2 separate regions of the Homo sapiens genome follow, and region 2 is linked to region 1. Evidence: chromatin contacts called from ENCODE POLR2A ChIA-PET data. All regions are on one chromosome and are shown on one strand. The core of a region is the stretch at or near the end of the contact, and the rest is flanking DNA. Distances in the headings are between cores, read along the strand shown.

Region 1 (5,030 bases), core at 179-2,678:
ATAAAATTTGATGAGTTCTGACAAATGCATAGTTATGTAACCACCACCATCATCATGATAGAGAACACTTCCATCGTCTCAAAATAATTCCCTTTGAACTACCATAATTTTAAATGAACTCTTTAGAAGAACCACAAAAACTTATCAATGTTGTAGATTACATAACATATACTTGCATCTTGGACAACTTAACATATCTCTCCAAAATGAATAGTTGTTTTCCCTTGGTTATCATGCCATCATTTAGTTGTATTGCATTTTCTTTTTGGAAACCTCAAGGCATTTAGCAAACAGGATTTCATGTTTATTCCCAAAAACTCTGGCCCAACTGTAGAGATTTATAGTCCAATTCAATGAAACCCATGCATTTCTTTCCCAGTTTAACCTGATGTTTCTCTTCTTACCAGAGACTTCCATGTAAATACTTTAACAATGTTAGGTGTGTTATATATAATGAGGTCATAATCAGTTTCAAATTAGCATTGCGCCTTTCACTTATTTATCAATTATATTCCCTTGTGATGATTATGAAAAGGCTCCACATCCTGAGGACACTTGTCAGAGTTAGATTTATTAATGGAATGAAATAGCAAATAATGAATGACTAAATAAATGAATGAGTGAATGAATGAATGAGTGGCTGCCTCCATTTTATGGATGAGGCAGTGTCCGAAAGGCACAGTGAGGTCAGGTGATGGCAGAAAGCCACACACCGATGTTGGTGGCTTTCTGCCAGGTCAGATGCCAAGTTTATTTTCTTTGCTTTCTTGCTTTACTATCAACTAATCTTTAAAATCATTCCCATAAAATATCAACATTAAAGAATAAAAATGGAAAAATAAGCCACATACAATTAAATGGCTTTTTTAAAAGGAGCTCAGTGTGCAAAGGATAACATGAGTAAGGATTTTTTGGGAAATTTTTCACCTAATAGGAAGAATGCTTTACTCTTTTATTTATCAAACCTTCCTCATCATTAAATGGATTCAGTAGTACTTTTTGGTAATAACTCGTGTGTGTGTGTATGTGTGTAATAAAGTACTTTGTATATGTTCATTGTGTTCTTTTTTTAATAAGCTGTTTTAATGAAAAAGACACAATTACCGTCACCATTGCCCACTATATAATGACAAGTAGGGGAGGGGAGGCTAAAAGAGCTTCTACATAGTGAGAGATCTTCCATTGTTATACCTACGCTTGCACTTTATTTCATTTTCTTCCACGTTTGGACAGGTCGAGATTAAATGTGATTACATTTCCGTTGAGAGGCTTTTATTCAGCAACAGGATTCAAAAGAATGTCAATGAGCATAAAATAAAAACGGTGTGCAATTTATATGAAACTCTGATTTAAATGGTCCTAACCAAAAAAAAAAAAAAAGAAAGAAAGAAAAGAAGCTATTTAAAGTAACCCTCCCAAGGGGAGTCAACTGCTCTTCAGTGTGCCCTGAGCCGGCTGTGCCTTCTCTCCATCCGCTGCTCAGATATTCATGAACCGTTGCTTCTTCCAGCCTCGCCTTCTCGCTCCCTCTGCCTTTCTGGCGCTGTTCTCCCTCCCTCCCTCTGGCTTCTGCTCTTTCTTACTCCTTCTCTCAGCTGCTTAACTACAGCTCCCACTGGAACTTGCACAATCAAAAACAACTCTCCTCTCTCAAGCCGCCTCCAGGAGCGCATCACCTGGAGAAGAGCGACTCGCTCCCCGCGCCGGCCGCGGAAGAGCAGCCAGGTAGCTGGGGGCGGGGAGGCGTACCCTTCTCCCGCTCGGTAAGAGCCACAGCATCTCCCCGGAGATTGGCCGTATCCCACCGTCCGGCCCCCAGGGTCCTGCAGCGGTGATGCATATGTTTCGGAGCAATGATGGAAGGAGAAAAGCCGCTGTCGGTGGCAACTGAAAGTGGGGAGAGGTTGCTGCAGTAGCTGGTGCTGCAGAATGCGCGAGTGAAGAACTGAGCCCCGCTAGATTCTCCATCCCGCTCAGTCTTCATTAACTGTCTGCAGGAGGTAAACCGGGGAAACAGATATGCACTAACCAGGCGGGTGCCAACCTGGATCTATAACTGTGAATTCCCCACGGTGGAAAATGGTAAACAAAGACATGAATGGATTCCCAGTCAAGAAATGCTCAGCCTTCCAATTTTTTAAGAAGCGGGTAAGGACAGGTTTTGCTTATTTCTTTTGTTTTCTGTGCTTCTCTTAAATGCTTTTGAATGTTTGCCTGAAGTAAGCCTGAGGTTTTGTTGCTAAACCCTTAATGTAAGCCGTGCTTCTGATGGCAGTGGTAAAGCTGAGAACTATACCTGACTTGATTAGAATTTGTTGGAGGAGGGGCAGGGGGCTATGAAGAGTTGCATTGGGAGGAGGGGGTTGGGCTGAGATGCCTTAAACGGGTTTGAGCTGGGAATGGGGATTTTTCTCTCTCAAGCCACAACAAAGATTACAAGGCAGTCGCAAAGAGAACTGGCTTGAGTACAATTATGGCTAGTAATTTAGTCAGGGGCTAATTTAGCAGCTTCCTCTCATCTTTGAAGGGTTCAACTTTTCTACACCTTTCATCCACTCAGTCTCAAGTGATGCATTATCATCTTCGTTCGTCAGAAGCAGCAGCTTCTGGTTTCCCAAATCCATTCAGCCAATAATTTGCTGTGTCTCTATCTGTGGTATAAATAGCAAAGGAGTAGAATGACCTTTTACAGAAATGATGGAATCCAGCATTTAAAATTGTCTATTTTAAGTTGCCTCAATTTTTGCTTTTGCTTAGAATAACTGCCTTTTTTTTTTTTTTTTTTTTTTTTTTTTTGGGAGAGAGCAGTGGGAGGTCTGTATTTGAGTGATAATTCAGGGTTATGTTGCTGTATGCATTTATTTCTTAAACTCCTTATTCTTCAACTCAAAGTATGAATAATGTTGCATTGGTTGTAGGTGAGAAAAAAGGATTTTTTTGCATGTATATTTCACAATAAACTCAGTTCACTGGGATGGCCACACTGGTGGTCTGTGTAAATCTGCAAATTTATACACAAGCGGGAGGTAAGAAATGAATGATTGTTAAAGGAATGACACTGACACTCTTAAGGACAGTGTTTCCTAAGCAACGTAAGAGAAGGAACATCCTCCAGTCCCCAGTTGCCCCATCCTATTTAATACCCTAGGGCAATTCCACCAAAATGGTTCTCTCCATTCATTCCTCCTTCCTTTCATTCAGGTCCTTTCTGTGCCACTCCTGAAACACAGCCCTTCAGTTAACTCATCCGCAGAACACAGTGAATTTCAGGGTGGGCTGGACTATCTCCCTGCACCAAATGGGCAAGCTGGGAAGGCAAGGCTAGAAATGCAGGCAACATGTCAGGCCCAGCTAGAGGGCCAGCGAAGGCTCCCAAGCACCCTTGACTGAGTTCTCATCAGTAAAGCAAAATCTTTCTCCAAGTCTGTGGGCCAAAGCATATGCATTCAAACCAAAATGAAACCAACCTGTCCTGGCCCCTGCTCTTGGAGTGGGAGTACCATGTGAAATCTCACTAGTGAGCTGCAAGCTAAGTGAAAGCAAGTCAGTGCAACTTCACAGAGCTCCACAAGGCTTCTTAGTTTTTCTCTGTAGCTAAAATATTTCTTTCCAAGGGAAGAGCCCTTTATGAAAATTAATTTTCTTTCTTTCTTTTTCTTTTTTTTAGAGACGGGGTCTTGCTATATTGCCCAGGGTGGTCTTGACCTTTTGGGCTCAAGTGGTCCTCCTGCCTCAGCCTCCCAAATTGCTGGGATTACAGATGTCCACCACCAGGCCCAGCCCTAATTTTCAATAATAAACAAATGTTTTGCTAATTTTAAAAATGCCATAGCCCATTATCCAGTATTTAAACTCTATTGCCTTTTAATTACTGTATTTATTTCATGGTATTGGGGATATTCTAAAACTCCTCAGTCAGATGTTCTTAAGCAATGTAGATTTAAGTTACATAAATTTTAAATTGTCTTTTATTTTCTTTGTTATCAAAATGTACTAATAGAAATACTAATTTGCCATTTGGTTTTGTTTTGCTTAAAAGCAAGTTTACCAATAGACTTCAGTTGGTGACTCTGCAGACCTTGAATTTTGCAGAGAACCACCCAGGGTACTGATGTCTTATCTGAGTACATGCAGAAAGAAGTTTCTACCAAGATAACTGGCAGGCAGCTTCATCTAACTTCTAACCTGGGTCTATCAGTTGCTGGAGACAGGATCAGACATCTCTCCTGCCCCTGCGCTCTCCTTACTCCTCAAGGACAGTTAACTAAGTAGAAGGTGACCTTGTATCAAGTCATTGAATGCCCCAGGGATAAATTCTTTGATTTTTGTCTACTTTGGTTTATTCCACAAATTCTGTATTCTAAATGTTTATTTCTGCTTGTACATGACTTTGCTTTTTTTGTTTGTTTGTTTTTAGTTAAACAATATGTAAATACATCTATAAAACATTAAAACAATAATAAGGTATATCCCACCTCCTCTCCAATCTTTCTCCCTTTCCCAGATGTAGTAACTGTTACCATACTGATGTTTATACTTTCCAAACTTTTACTTCACATACACATTCATATACTACAATGCCTTTGTTTGCAGTTCAGAATAATTCATTTTCTTATATTCTATTGTTGAAGTTCCACACATTTCTGCATATTTTATTTTTAACCTAGCTAGACAGTCTTACAAAGTGAACCTTTGTCCATAGCCCACATTAAACTATGAATAGATTTTGGAAAAAAAAAAAAAAAAACCATAGGGTCTATTAGGGCTAATTAAAAAGAATGATTTTTGATTGCAGGAGGCTTAAACAGTGCTTCCTATGCTTCTGAGACATTCCAGAGGGAGCATAAGAAACTGAAGGAGAATATAGGTTATCTGCCCTTGTAGCTGTCTGTCAGTCACTATTTATTAGAGCTGACTATGTTCTGGGTAGGAATGCTTTACATGTATTAGCTCATTTAATATTCACAGTAACCCTATAAGGTAAGAAACATTATTAAATGTGCAAAGTGTGACTTAGAGAGATTAAACCA
Region 2 (5,026 bases), core at 1,374-3,873, 80 kb before region 1:
GAAACTGTCACTAGAACACTGTGTCACTTTGAATATCTGTGTACCCTCTTCTGATTTGCCACAGCAAGACAAGCAAGTAGAATAAAAGAACACGGATGTTAGGGACAAACAGATCAGGTTTCAAAACCAGTTCTCCCATTTACAAGTTTGTGATCTTGGGCAAGATGTTTAACCTTTCTTAACCAGTTGCTGCATTTGGTGAGACAGCTATATGACCACCTGCCTCCTTGACAGCAGAGTGCGGATTAAACACAGTAATATGTAAAATCTGTTTTATCCAATAAGCCCTTGTTACATGGTGAATATTCTGATATTACTGTTATTTTTTTCTAAATTAAGCATCAAAATATTCTTTTAAAACTAAGTTGGGTATTAAAAGGACAGGAAAAGCACAATCACTCGTTTTCATGAGAATTGTTAGGCTAATTTCCTAGTTAGTCATGATAGAGTAAAAAGCAATAATTGGGGTCAGATCAGAATTGGATAACTGCCCCCAAGTGGACCAGTGGCATTTAGGCTTAGTGACCCCATCCTCTAAAAGTAAAGAAAACACAGCTTCCTCCTCTAAAGCAGGTGCTTAAATGCCTTATGGGCTTATGAAGCCCTGGGATAGAAAAAAAGAGTTTGAAAGAGAGAGATTAATCTTCCTAGCCCATCACTTTCATCGGTCTCTTCCAAGACTTTGGGAGAAACCCTGGCAATGTGTTCACATGGTTATATGCTTTATAAAAGTTGCAGTAATAATATACTTTTGCTATAGTTTGTTAAAACTCTTACATCTAATCCAGGTAGAAATTTCCTATATCAGAGTTCCGTAGTTCAGTGAAGCTGGAGCAGCTACATATGTTTTTGAGATGCGGCTGAAGGGAAGTTTAGTTGAGGACACATTTATTTGGTTTTACTGGTATATGTTTCTATAGTTCATGATCACTTCCACGTGGTTAATGCCAGTTGTCCTAGTGTAGGAGTGGCTCCTAGGCAGGCTCTGACTATCCACTGGGCCCACCCAGCCAGCACTGAGACATGAAAGTGCTGGGCCAGAGGCTGCCTCACTGCGAATGTTCCTAGTAGTGCTTGGCACCACAAGGTTACCAACCACGGAGGACACACAAGGTTTGAGACATATGGAGCCAGGGCTAGTCCATGGAAAATTTCTCCCGATTATCAGATGTTTAAAATTTTAGGCGGGGCACAGTGGCTCACAGTGTCCTGCATGAGCTGACTGTAGGGACTACTGACTATCACGCTCGTAATCCCAACACTTTGGGAGACCGAGCCAGGCAGATCATTTGAGCCCAGGAGTTTGAGACCAGGTGGTGCAACAAGGTGAGGCCCTGTCTCTACAGAAAAATACAAAAATTAGCCAGGTCTAGTGGTGCCTGCCTTATAGGCCCTGCTACTCAGGAGGTTGAGGTGAGAAGATTGCTTGAGCCTGGGAAGTTGAGGCTGCAGTGAGCTATTATCACACCACTGCACTCCAGCCTGGACAACAGAGAGAAACCCTAGCTCAAAGAAAAAAAAAAAAAAAAAGATTAAGCGGAAGATCCCGTTCTCATGATGTCTAGTCTAATTGGAAATTCTCTCTTCTTAGGAACATACTTGATAATGACATATATTTAATAACTGAAACATATTTCTTTGCTTTTCTTATTTATTTATTTCTGAGATGGGGTTTCACTCTGTTACCTAGGCTGGAGTGCAGTGGCATGATCTCAGCTCACTGCTCCCTCAACTTCCTGGGCCCAGGCAATTCTCCCACCTCAGCCTCCTGAGTAGCTGGGACCATAGGCACATACCACCAAACCCATCTAAGTTTTGTATTTTTTTAATAGAGATGAGGTTTCACTATGTTGCCCAGATTGATCTCGAACTCCTGGGCTCAAGCTATACTCCTAGGCTCAAGCTATCCTCCTGCCTTCGCCTCCTAAAGTACTGGGATTACAGGTATGAGCCACTGTACCTGGCCATTTGCTTTTCTTTGCTTAATGGTTATCACGTAAAATAGAAGTTATCAGAATTTCTTCTTTTGTGGAGCACAAACCTTTAGCAATACTACAAACAAAATATATATCTCTGTGAGTTGAATATTTTATTCTTTCCAATTATCAACAATAAATAATAAATATAAGTCAAGCGTACTATAAGATTGAATTACATTTCTATTTTCTTCATGGAAAATGATTTTTTAAAGCCAACACGTTAACAGAAAAATCAAAGTATGCTGCCAAAATATGTAAGTAAGAAAGTATTGTAGAGGTGAATCAAGCCGTTAGTTAATAATAAATATTACGGTTTTTCTGGATTTTGTGATGTTTGTAGTATTTGTCATATTTTTAAATTGTAATATGTTGAGATTTCTTTTCTAACTCTAAATAAATGTTTACTTTTATAACGACTTTTATATACTTATCTTAGTCCATTTTCACACTGCAATAAAAAACTGCCTGAGGCTGGGTCATTTATAAAGGAAAGTGGTTTAATTGACTCACAGTTCCACGTGGCTGGGGAGGCATCAGGAAATTTACAGTCATGGTGAAAGGCAAAGGGGAAGTGAGGCCGTCTTACATGGTGGCAGGAGAGAAAAAGAGCAAAGCGACAACTGCCAAACATTTTTAAACCACCAGATCTCATGAGAACTCACTCACTATCATGAGACCAGCGTGTGGGAAACCGCCCCCATGATCCAGTCACCTCCCAGGAAGTCCCTACCCTGACACAAGGGGACTACAGTTCAAGATGAAATTTAGATGGGGACACAGAATCAAACCGTATCAATACTTTTTCTTTTTTCTTTTATTTCTTAATTGATGTATAATGATTGTACACATTTATGGGGTACATAGTGCTGTACATGTAATGTTTAGTGATCAGATCTCAAACGTTTATTATTTTTTGTGTTGAGAACATTTGATATCCTCCTAGCCATTTGACACTACATATTATTACTAATTATAGTCATCCTACAGTGAAATAAAACACTGGAACTTGTTTCTCCTATCTAGCTGTAACTTTGTATCCTTTCAAAAATCTCTCATCATCCTCCTTCCTCTTACCCTTCCCAGCCTCAGGTATCTTCTATACTACTTTTTACTTCTATGAAATCAACTTTTTATATACTTTTTATTAAAGAAGTTCTACAAAATTGCATAAACATAGGCCCTACAAAACCTGGATCCATCTGTAATATCAGGCATCCCTTTGGAAGAATATTTTTGCCGCAATGTCCTCTAGAAGGGTAAGTAAGATTACATTTAATACTTTAATCTCTGGCAACGTTTACTTCCAAAACAATGTGCAAACAGGTTATGAGATCACTTTCTGAAGAAGTCACCACCCATGGGTACAACCAGTGAAGCAGACGCAGGCAAAATCGGCCATGAAACTAGGAGCAGGTGCTATCTCCGGTATCCAGATGGGTGGGCATCTGCCCTGAGGGCCCAGTGATCCACAGTTAACATCATTTTCTTTACTTCCCCTAAACTAAGTCTCCTAGAAGCTACATTTAGGACCTAAAAAAAAAAAAAAAAAAAAAAAAAAAAAGTGAAACAAGTCCACTTCTCTGAAATATGCTCTTTACATGAAAACAAAGAGCCACAGTTACCCACCAGCAGCTATTATTCATTTATAGGTAAGTAGATAAGTAGGTAGGTAGGTAGGTAGGTAGATAAGTAAGTAGGTAGATAGATGATAGATAGATAGATAGATAGATAGATAGATAGATAGATAGACAGATAGACAGATAGTACTAGAGAAAACATGCGCAGATGTTAAATCTCCTCCTCTTATATGCAATTCAACATTTTCCCAAACTGATTCCACAGCTCTTCCGATTCGTGCTGTGTGTCCAGAATACTCTGTCCTGCATGAGCTGACTTTAGGGACTACAGATATGCACTTCTATGCTCTGCTCTGGAAACACAAACAAGTGCTATTAGCCTTTAATTGCTTCAGTAAGTGACAAAAAGCCTGCAGGACTGAGTTGTGGTGGTAGAAGTTATTTTCACTCACATCACACAACAAGCAATAGCTTTTGAAGGAAGAATGTGAAAAGCTTCATGAGAGAGGATGGGTGTGGAAAAATGAGGGGCAAGGGGGATGACAGTGGCAGAGTGGAGAGGGATCGTGAGACAGCGGCATGGCCAAGTTGGGGCAAGCTCAGTGAGAAGCGGCTAAAGTGCCTGGGGAGGGTGGCCACCATTTGCCTCTCTCACAAGTTTGGGCCTGAATGCACCTGCATCTGGATTTTCTGTGATCCCCCAGAAGGAGCAGCTCAATCCTATATAATCATCCAGAGAATTTCCCAAGGCTGAGGCGGGGCAGTGCAGCTGGAATCTGTGTCTCTGTGTCAACACTCTTCAATCCAGGAGTTTTAATTGTCTAAAGCGTCTCTATGTGGCCCTAGAATCGGTTGTCTTTTCTGCTCTTGAGTCCATTTGGGGCCTTCTCCTTAGAGAGCCACCAAGGAAAAATCAGAAAAGGTGACAAGAGGCCAGGCACAGCAGCTCATGCCTGTAATCCCAGCACTTTGGGAGTCTGAGGCGGGCGGGTCACTTGAGGCCAGAAAGTCAAGACCAGTCTGGCCAACATGTTGAAACCCCATCTCTACTAAAAATACAAAAACGAGCCAGAAGTGGTGGTGCATGCCTGTAATCCCAGCTACTCAGGAGACTGAGGCACGAGAATCACTTGAACCTGTGAGGCGAAGCTTGCAATGAACTGAGATTGCGCCACTGCACTGCGGCCTGTGCAACACAGAGAGACCCTGGAAAGAAGGAAAGAAAGAAAGAAAGAAAGAAAGAAAGAAAGAAAGAAAGAAAGAAAGAAAGAAAGAAAGAAAGAAAGAAAGAAAGAAAGAAAGAAAGAAAGAAAGAAAGAAAGAAAGAAAGGAAAGAAAGGAAAGAAAGAAAGAAAGAAAAAAAGAAAGAAAGAAAGAAGGAAAGAAAGAAAGAAAGAAAGAAAGAAAGAAAGAAAGGAAAGAAAGGAAAGAAAGAAAGAAAGAAAAAAAGAAAGAAAGAAAGAAGGAAAG

What was found. ChIA-PET counts read pairs that join two places held with the same protein, here RNA polymerase II (POLR2A).
Region 2: POLR2A ChIA-PET joins it to region 1 with 14 read pairs in activated CD4-positive, alpha-beta T cell. The contact joins the enhancer-like site here to the promoter of SGK1 in region 1. POLR2A ChIA-PET finds 5 or more read pairs at or near these places in 10 of 52 experiments (AG04450, GM10248, HepG2 and 7 more).

What each region holds. Positions count from the first base shown.
Region 1 is chr6:134,314,510-134,319,539 of GRCh38, reverse strand. SGK1 (serum/glucocorticoid regulated kinase 1) reads left to right here and starts at 1,428. Exons shown (of 14, transcript NM_001143676.3): 1 at 1,428-2,148. The coding sequence starts at 2,080. RefSeq lists an enhancer at 1,601-1,880.
Region 2 is chr6:134,396,193-134,401,218 of GRCh38, reverse strand. No RefSeq gene overlaps it. Among named protein-coding and RNA genes, the nearest start is that of LINC01010, 39 kb to the left of the region's middle. Within about 2 kb of position 2,623, at least 2 of the 41 ENCODE cell types and tissues checked have a DNase peak (open chromatin) inside an H3K27ac peak, as active enhancers do.